Regions from separate parts of the Homo sapiens genome. Here region 1 is linked to region 2. A link is an interaction called in ENCODE POLR2A ChIA-PET data of the cell type or tissue named here. Cell type or tissue: B cell. All regions are shown on one strand.

Region 1 (5,000 bases), 160 kb after region 2:
GTGCTGGGATTACAGGCATGAGCCACTGCGCCCGGCCGAAACTCATCTTTAAATGCTGGTAACTAATACAGATGGGTTTAAAAACATTGTGCAAGACAACTGCTCCACTCCACCCAATCACTGTGTTTAATAAGAGCCATTGATGACAGGCCATGTGCTTTAATGAAGCACGTATGAATGGCGGGGTGCAAAGTAAACCTTGTATACCATTGCTTCCTGCAAAGAAGCTATCTGAACTACAGAAAATGAAAAGAATAGTAGCTTATAGTGGTTTTTATTCAAAATTTCCATTGTTCTTTATGAAGCAGTTAACTATTTTTTAACATGAAAACATTGTAATTAAAACTTTTTCTTTTATACCAAATTCTAAAATGATAAGCCTTAATCCTAAAAGTGTATTAAGATTATTATCAGTACCATTTCCTTCCCCTGGGAAAAAAAGCAGGACCACTGAAACACTCTCTCCAGAGTGTTTTTATTGTGGCAAAAACCCTTTTGCAGGTGAATTGAGCATCTTATCATTTAAAAATGGAAAGGAAACTTACAGATGATCTAGGCCAACTAGCTAATTCTGTCGATGAAAATTTTAAGTCTTGAGTGAGTGCAGGTGCTTGGACGAGAAAAGTTGAGAGAATAGCAGTAAGCTGTGGTTCAGTGTGAGGTTCCTGGAGCTCGCTTGCCTCACTTGTGATCCTGGCTTTGCTCCTGTCAAGTTATAGAACCTCCCTGTGCCTCATTTTCTTCCTCTCTAAGATGGGGTGATAGTATGCACATATCACAGTGTTTTGTGAGACACCACCTATATTCAGTGTGCTAGCTGGTGAATTCTGAAGAAAAGAAAGCTGTCTGGTCATTTCCCTTCCTTGTCTTTTGCAGGAGGCTGGGGTGGAGGTTTTACTGTGAAGCGGTTATGCATGACCCTGGAATCCCACAGGCTACGTGACCTTGGCCAACTTATTTAATTCCTGTAGCCCTCAGCTTCTGTGCAATGAGCATGGGAATAGTATTTATCTCCCAGTGTTGTTATGAGGATTAAGTAGAAACATGACTATGAAGGGCCTGGAGATCAGGAAGCCCCCACACATGTTATAACACTGATAGGATTTACCTTTTTTTTGCATCCATGGTGATGCTCCCTATGCCACATACTCCTCAAAGTCTCCTGTCCTCTTCATATTTCCATAATATGATGGGAGAAAAACAATCAAAATAACCATATACATTTCTGCTTTTTGTTAAATATTTTACCTTGGAGATATTAGGTGAAATTTGATTTCCCTGGTAGAGTTTTGGTTTGTGTTTGTGTAAGTCATACTGAGTGGTCGTAGGAATTCATGAGCTGTTAAAACATTCCACACACAAATTCTTGCTGTTTGAAAATATAGCAGCCTTAATTTAGTATTGTTTATCCAGATTTAAGTTTTTGAGACATTAGATCATGTGATTAGAAAAATACTTCCATGTTTGATAAATATAGTTTTCTCTTTCGGAAAGAAGGCATTTCAAGAGTCTAGAGAGGTTTGTTAATCTATATAAGCAGAAAACATAATTATTACATGTTGCAACAACCAAGCAATGGAAAAAACAAGAGATGATTTTATATGTGTGGTTTGTAAAGGTTTGTGGTGAATCATTCGAAAGATTTGTAGGGCTTTTATGAAGAAATCCGAGAACATGACTCTAGGACTCACAAAATGCCATGCCTTCCTCTTTAAGGGGCTGTGCATCTCTTTAATAATAGTCCTTGAAATGTTACAGACTTAAACACTGGAAGCTTCTCAGGAAAACCCCAGGCTGGGCCTTGTTTTAGAAGCTTGCACAGCAATATATGAGTTGTTTACTTATTGCAGAGAATATTTAAAATACTTTATTCCTAAACAATCTTTGTCAACATCACTTGAAATCATTTTTAGTCTTATAGAATATATTGCCCTGATACAGTTAAGCAGCTGGTCCAGGCTTATTTGACTCAGCAGTAGTTGAGTAAGAAAGTGGTTTCCAACTTTTTTTATATATATATATATGTAACCAAGGGCCTCTTTTGTTAATTTTCCTTCTCCCTTCTCATGGGTTCTATTTCTTGAAAGATTTTGTCTAACAAAACAGGCTGATTTAATAAGTAATTAAATGCTTTTTTTTTATTTTTCATGCAGCAACATCTCAAACACCCAATTTATGCGTTTAGTAACTATTTATTGAGTGCCAACTATGCAGGCACTGTCTAGGAGCTGGGGTTATAGTAGTGAACTACACAGTTAAAGCCTCATGCTCATGGAAGAAGCAGACAAAACACAATACATGAGCTAATTTCAAACAGTCATAACCTTGTGAAGAAAAATACAGCGAGTCAGGAGAGAGAGGTTGAAAGGCCTGTTTGAGATAAAGTGGTCTGGGACGGCCTCTTTGAGAGGGAAACATTTCAGAAGGGGTCTGAATGAAGTTCAGTGAAGCTCAATGAAGGGGAGTGAATGAGCCATTGGGGCATCTAGGGGAAGAATGTTCCAGGCAGAGGCTGCAAGGGCCTGAGACTGGAGTATCTGGTGTGTTTGAGGGGGTGGGATAGGAGAGGGAGCTGGGACCTGCATGTGTAGCCTTGTGTCAGACAATGTTACCACACGGAGGGAACCTAATTCCAGCCCCAAAGGATGATGTGGAATGTTGTGTGACTTCGTTATGGTTAGTTTCCATTCTGCTTTTTTATAACATTCAAATAGCTCAAAGCCCCATTACCACCTTCAAAGCCCCTAGGGACCTGAGAAGCCCTAACTGGCACTCTAGTTCTCTTTAAATCTAGTTTGCTTGTTTTTTAATTCTAAAAGCTCTATTTACTTTTTGTGTTCTGTATTGAAATAAAAATTTTTGGCTAATGTAACTCACTTGACTAATGTAATTTATTTAGTGTTTGCTATTTGGAAGTGGGAATGAAAAATAAGGTTGTTGTTTTTGTTTTGTTTTTGTTTTTTTCTTTTGATACAGAGTGTCACTCTGTCACCCAGGCTGGAGTGCAGTGGCACCATCTTGGCTCACTGCAGCCTCCGCCTCTCCGGCTCAAGCAATCCTCCCACCTCAGCCTCCTGAGTATCTGGGACTACAGGTGCGCACCACCACACCTGACTGATTTTTATATTTTTTGTAGAGATGGGGTCTCCCTGTGTTGCCCAGGCTGGTCTCAAACTCCTGGGCTAAAGTGATCCTTCCGCCTAGGCCTCCCAAAGTGCTGGGATTACAGATGTGAGCCACATGCCGAGCCAAGTGTGTTGTATTAAAAATAATGTTTGGTACATTTTTCAAACTGAGAGCCCATAGATTTCTTTTAAAAAATTTCTTCAGTAGCTTTGTGAAATCTGCATAGATTTTAGTGGTTATGAGACTGCCAGAAATGGGGGCAGGGGAGGAGAATGGTCTTGAAAGCAGTAACGTAACATGTATTTTATTTGAGAAGAAGTACTGAGGGAGATTGTATAGATTCCACCTCTGAAGATACTATTTCACCATCACAGTGCCATTTCTTTAATTCTGAAAGGTAGTATTTTATGAATTCCATGAACAGTTTTTTTCTTTCACATCTGCATGTTATGGAGAGATGTTAGTGGAAACACTTTACTGTCAGAATAAGCCATTTGTTTTACCGAGGACATCTGGACCTGTTATCTGTATTTTAACCTGTCAGCATCTTTGTTCAAGTAATTGAAAGTAGTGTGCTTTGAGTGACAGGATGCCCATGCAGTCAATGAAGTTCAAGAGAAAAATCAGAGTGTGAGATATGCCAAGATACATATATTCGTACCTGTAATTTAGCCTTTCCTAAATTAAAATGATGATCAGCTGCTGCTACAATAATGAAGCATCACAAACTATCCCAAAACTCAGTAGCTTTAGACAATAAGCATTAATGCTATCTGGTCTGCAGGGGCACTGTGGTTTGGCTGATTGAGGCTGGGTTCAGCTGGGTGGCTCTGTGTTAGGCTGCTGGTCAGCTAATCTGCTGTGGGTTGGGCTCACATCTGGTCACAGATGTTCCTTCTGGGAACCAGGCTGAAGGGGCAGCAGCTAGTAGGGACATGGTTTTCTCATGGTGGACTACTAGAGCTCAAGTGTCAAGCCAAACCACAGAAGCTTATTTAAGGCCTCTATTCACATCATGCACATAACATTCTTTTTGCCAAATTAAGTAATATGGCCAAGGCCAGAATTATTAGGTCAAGGAAGTATGTTTCTTTTGAGGAGGGAGAGCTGTGAGTGAACAGTAATCCAATCTATTATGGATGCATTTTATCAGAAATAGGAAGAGTCCAAAAGGATTTTGATGTTTAGTACAGAGATAAAAATTTTCTCCTAAAGTGACCACGGTACTCTTTAAACAGGAGGTTGCTGTCCCTACGACATCCCAGAGGGCTTGGGACGCATATGTTGTAACTCCCCATGGAGGAGTTAATAAGCATTTCAGGCAGGGAAATTGGGACTTGAAGGGGAGAAAAAGCAATTAAATGATTTCTCCTTGGCCACAAAGAATAGGGGAACCTGCTTGTTTGGTTAGGGATGACCCCTTTTTATTACAAGGTTCCTTAAGAACCTAAAGGCTTTAATTTGGGTTGCCCAGTCTTCTGTACTTGTGTTCTCAATTCCTGAGCTGCTTGGCCAGGCTGAGAAGGTTAAGGGATGCTTCCTGTGATGCCCTCCCCTAGCATAGAGAGCTTTAAGAATTTTGGGGTGCTTTGCCACTTGTTCCTGTGCCCCTTCTCTTCCCCAGTTCCAAGTCGATGTCATGGAGGATGGAAAAGGACAGCCCAGCCAGTTGGGAACCTCTTTTTCCCTTTCTCCCACTGTATATCACACCTTCTTGTGGCTGAGAGAGCTGTCTCTGATGTCAGTTGTCCCAGGTTCTGGTTGGACTGCTGTGTGACCTTGGGCAACTTACTAAGGTATGATTTTTCCATGTGCAAACTGAGGAATAGGATATTTGCCATATAAGGCTGATGTGTGAGGGGCACATGTTAAAC
Region 2 (5,000 bases):
AATAATTAAAATAAGATATGAAAGAAGCTTTTTTTTTTTTTTTTTTTGAGATGGAGTTTTGCTCTGTCACCCAGGCTGGAGTGCAATGGCACAATCTCGCCTGACTGCAACCTCCACCTCCTGGGTTCAAGCACTTCTCCTGCCTCAGCCCCCAGGGTAGCTGGGATTACAGGTGCGAGCCACCACACCCAGCTAATTTTTTTATTTTAGTAGAGTTGAGGTTTCACTATGTTGGCCAGGCTGGTCTCGAACTCCTGACCTCAAGTGATCCACCCACCTTGGCCTCCCAAAATTCTTTCTAAAAGCATGTGCAAAGTGTAGGAGTAAAAGAACAAGGACAGAGGGAAGAGTATGCTGGCATCCCCATACAAGATTTTAGTCATTTGCACACGTCTGTAGTAGTTCCCATTAGACCATGCATTCTCTTCCCCAAGGGGCAGAAATTGGTTCATGAGGGGCAAAAAAAGACTTTACTTTTTTATATAATAAGCACAGGTATACCTATAGCACATAAACAGATCTACAATATTAAGTTTTCATGAGATGGAGAGGAAATTAGGGGAAAAATTCTAAAACGGCTCCTTAAGGGAACAATAATAAAAAATGTCTTAGGAACACCAAACTATGGTATTGAATTTTCATGGGATGGATGGGTGATTAGGGAGGAAAAAATCTAAAAGGGCTCCTTAAGGTAGCGATAATAAAAAAAAATGGTTGAGGAATACTGAACTAGAACTCCCTCAAAACTAAGAACCATGTTATGGTCATTAATGGGTAGTGCTCAGTAACTGTGAACTCAATTATTGAATAAATGGATAAAACTTCAGGGGAACAAAGTGGGCCTCACTAATGAGAAGAAGCATTGTAACTGATACAGCTGATTCATAGTGAACCAGGTCTGTCCCCACAAGGTAGTAAATACCCTGTCCTTGGAAGTTTGCAAGCAGGGGCTAGATGAGGATTTTCATGAGATAAGTGTCAGGATTAGCAAAGAAATATTTGTTAAGCTTCACAAGCACATGACGCACCAATGTCATAATACCACAAATTTCCTTGGATATTTTTCCAGCCATTTTGGCTTTTAGGAAAAACAAGTCCAATTACTGCAAATTTGAATGTGTCTCTATGACCATACCTACACCCTAACCATCACTTTGGAATTTGTACCACGAAGGAAAATACAAGAACCTGATAAAAATTTGTGCTGCTGCTTTCAACCTGCCCTTCAGCTGGGAGACTCAGTTCATAGTCTGTGGTTGTTTTTTTTTTTGCTGCTTCACTTTCACTATTCTGTTTTGCAAAGATCTAAGCGTATTACAAACTAAATGAATCATCAAAGAATGCAAAACTTAGATAAGTCACTCTATTACTTTCAATCTGTCATTAATAATATTTCCAGTCTGGTCTACCTGCAAAGCACTATGGGATATCATTAGGGAGAAAAGGTTCCTCTGACGATGCAAACTAAATATGCAAAAAAAAAAAAAAAAAAAAGTAAGGTTCTCTTAGCACAAGCTAAAAGACAGAATTTTTAAACAATTAAGTCATATTTACATAAGGAGAGAGTTTAACCCTCCTCTCAATTATCTAGCAATTGAGTAACATGACAAGATAATTGATCAAAGGATCTATAAATTTGAGTCACTTAGAGCAGCTGGCGTTTCACAGCCAATGTACGATACCAAGGAAACCTTCAAAACAGGAAATATCACATGCAACACGAGAGAATCGGGCTGTGGTGAATTTGTACTTTTCAGTTTTGCACAATGATTTGCAGATGTCCTTTGAAACCTGTGGCCAAGCAAGGGCATCTTGGGCCACGCTCGCCCTTCAGGGGACCTAACCTTGCAGGCATCAAGAGTAGGGAGGTCCCATGGAGCTGCTTAGCTGCTGCCAGAGTGGATGAACTGGTGGGAAAGGTGTTTCAAATTATTCCATCCTTAAGAGAAAACAGCTCCACAAACCCATCAGTGTAAAAAGTACTTAAGCATCTGCTCTTATTGGAATTGTTTGGTTTGGTTTTACTTCTCTGACCAGTGCCACATGGGATGGCACAGCTAAAGTTGTGAGAACTATTTCTGTATTAACAACAGAGAATTCATGCCCCTCTGTCCTGTTAACACTGTAAGGTGCCAAGGGCATAAATCATCACATTATGTGGGGAGAATTACAGTGTTATCTTTGACAGAGAGCTGAACCCTTTCATGGCTAAAACTGGATGCAAAAGTTCTCATTCTAGGGAACTTTTTTCAGTGGTGGGAAGAAATGCTGGCTCTAAAATCTCACACACCATATTCCAGCAATTCGATTTTTTAAAAGAAAGAAGTTGAAAAGTTTAAACAAGTCGGCGAGAAGTCAAAAATATCATTTTGATTTTTGGGAATGTTTACAATTTGAATTTACATTTGTTTTCCAAATGCAAGAACCTTGGGCACTGAGCCAGCCTGAGAGGCTTCGGCCCCAATTCAGTCTATTCTTTCCAGCGTTACCCCATTCTGCAGCTGGAAGGCCAGTAGGAGGATGAACTCTAGAAATTTCTGGAAATGCAAACACAGCCTCTACCTCAGTCTGTGATCTGCTAGCAGCAAAACCAGAACCACTTCTGTAGTGATGAAGCGCATGATGCCAAAAAAGGGAACCCCAGTGATTTCAGCTCGTAGATTTGACAATTGTCATGGTTCCATGAGATAGAATGGTGGTTCCCTTTCTGTGAGAAATTTCCCCATATGCTAATCCCTATTCATCTATTAAGGGTGGTTATTTACCCCAGAAACTGATTCTCAGCTTTACAGAATGAACCAGTGAGATATTCCTCTGAACAGAGAGTTTCATGGGTTACACTGAAGTGATGTTTACAGACACCTGTGTTACTTGACATAACAAAAGAACAGATGACACATACCTCTCAGAAAGGAGAGGGTAAGTCACCGGCAAAATTCAACTGGCTTCACCAAAAGTGTACTTGCATATGGCTCTCCAGCAATACTATCCATCACATCATAGTGTATACAGTGACAGCCAAGAGCCCTCTCAATACCCTAAGCCGTGGTTTTCAAAGTTTGACCCATCATAGCTGAATTTTGCCAGCCGCTTGTGAATATTTTCAGTTCCTGAGCCCCATCCTAAGCACACTAATCAGATATCTGGTAGTGATCTGCCTTTTAAGCAGGTGATTACTTTTGATAAGTTTGAGAACCACTTCCCAGAAGCAGAGTGCCTAATGACGGTATATGGCTATACATATAGCAGACGCCCTCTAAACTTGGAAGAGTCGTTGCAGATAATAAGTGCTCAGCAAATATTATTCTTATCATTATTTTTATTATTTAGAATAAGCATTTAAAAGCCTTTTGACAGGGCATCCTAATGGAAAAGAAGAAAAGCCAGGTGGAAACATGGCCACACCTTAAAAATACACAGCACTTAGTCATTCATTCACACACCTTGTTTGAAGGCTTTTCTCTTGCCAAAGATACTTGAAACGATTTGAAAATGAGGTCTGTGCCTTACCAAAAATGACAGTTGAGACACAGTCATAACCCTTTTGTGTGGGAATCTGTCTCAACTGCTCTGTTTCTTAGTTCTTTCTTGTGGCCAACTATAGACATGACAATAAAGTTTATAAATTGGATTTTACTAAGAAGGGAGGCTAAAACTGAATGAGGATGATGGGCTTAGATTGAATGCAGTCATGAAAAGTTGCCACGCAAAAGGAGTAGCTTGTTCTCATCCATTCTTCTGAGTTCACTTGATATTGCAGACAACTGACTCTGGTTTGCAGGAAATCCTAGAAGCAAGTAGGAGATAGGCCCATGTGTTTGAGGGGTGCTGCAGCTATTTAAACAGCAGGCTTGAAAACCGGAACATTCTCAATCTACACCAGAAGATTTTTATTTTTTGATCTTTCAGCTAGTAATTTTGATGGATTATGAGAGCAGAGGCTAAATGTAATAAGGGGTCTGAACAAAACCAGACTTGTTTTTTGAAAAAGGAAGTGGAATATAAAGTAACTCATTTATCCCCAAATTGAGTCTTGAAGAAGCCATCTTATCTGCCACACATCAGGCCTCATAAACAATTTCTAATATCTGTGTTAGCATTTTCTCTCTCAGGGGGAGGTACAAAAATTATTTCAGTGAAATTCTGAGAACCTATATTTACAGATGTTAAAAGGAAGAAGAATGTTTTTGCCAAGACTGTTCAGCAGGAAGTGCGGCCATGATAAAAAGAAAAAGGCAAAAAAGAATTAAAAACTCTCAAGAGATCAGATTGCAAAGGCAACAGAAATGCCCAATTATGGGAGAAGTGGGAAGGGCAGAGACAAATAAGTAATGCTATTAATAAGTATCTTAACACATACTACAGCAGAAGATGAGTTATATAAATGAATTTTAATTCAAATAATCATTTTTTATCAAACACCTTCTATGTGCAAGGAATGCCGCTGAATTGCAGATGAGTGTTAGGCCTATATATTTAAATCTCATTTCCTTTAGAGCAGCCCATGGTGTTTTACTACAATGTATGAGGCAGGTCATCAAGTCACTCTGAGGTACATGACAAAATGCAGATTCATGGGTTGGAAGCATTTCTTGGAGCCAAAATTTACAACTCTTGAATATGGCTAATGCATAACATACCAGAGATAAATAAGCATTTCTCACTTGGTTGTGCCTACTCCACATTCCAGAATCATATTCAGATAAAATCTACTAAATACGGTTTCCTTTTTTTTTTTTTTTTTTTTGAGATGGAGTCTCACCCTGTCGCCCAGGCTGGAGTGCAATGGGTTGACCTCAGCTCACTGTAACCTCTGCCTCCCAGGTTTAAATGATTCCCCAGCCTCAGCCTCCCAAGTAGCTGGGATTACAGGCATCTGCCACCACGCCCGGCTAATTTTTTGTATTTTTACTCAAGACAGGGTTTCGCCGTGTTGGCCAGGTTGGTCTTGAACTCCTGACCTCGTGATCTGCCTGACTTCATGACCTACCTGCCAAAGT

What was found. Peaks named below come from ENCODE experiments on the same cell type or tissue, not always from the same donor. Only the 100,000 strongest peaks of a DNase experiment are listed, where the experiment ranks them.
Region 1: POLR2A ChIA-PET joins it to region 2 with 8 read pairs; 2 of 35 experiments call an interaction of 5 or more read pairs at or near these places.

The regions. Positions count from the first base shown.
Region 1 is chr7:28,163,138-28,168,137 of GRCh38, reverse strand. The region is part of intron 1 of JAZF1 (JAZF zinc finger 1); the gene reads left to right. Among named protein-coding and RNA genes, the nearest start is that of JAZF1-AS1, 15 kb to the left of the region's middle. In B cell, no CTCF peak of the experiment used is centred here; a DNase peak (open chromatin) is centred at 2,697; H3K4me3 peaks cover 1,387 bases; H3K27ac peaks cover 4,144 bases.
Region 2 is chr7:28,326,896-28,331,895 of GRCh38, reverse strand. It overlaps a transcript of CREB5 not described here. Among named protein-coding and RNA genes, the nearest start is that of CREB5, 83 kb to the left of the region's middle. In B cell, no CTCF peak of the experiment used is centred here; DNase peaks (open chromatin) are centred at 1,705 and 2,645; H3K4me3 peaks cover 609 bases; H3K27ac peaks cover 400 bases.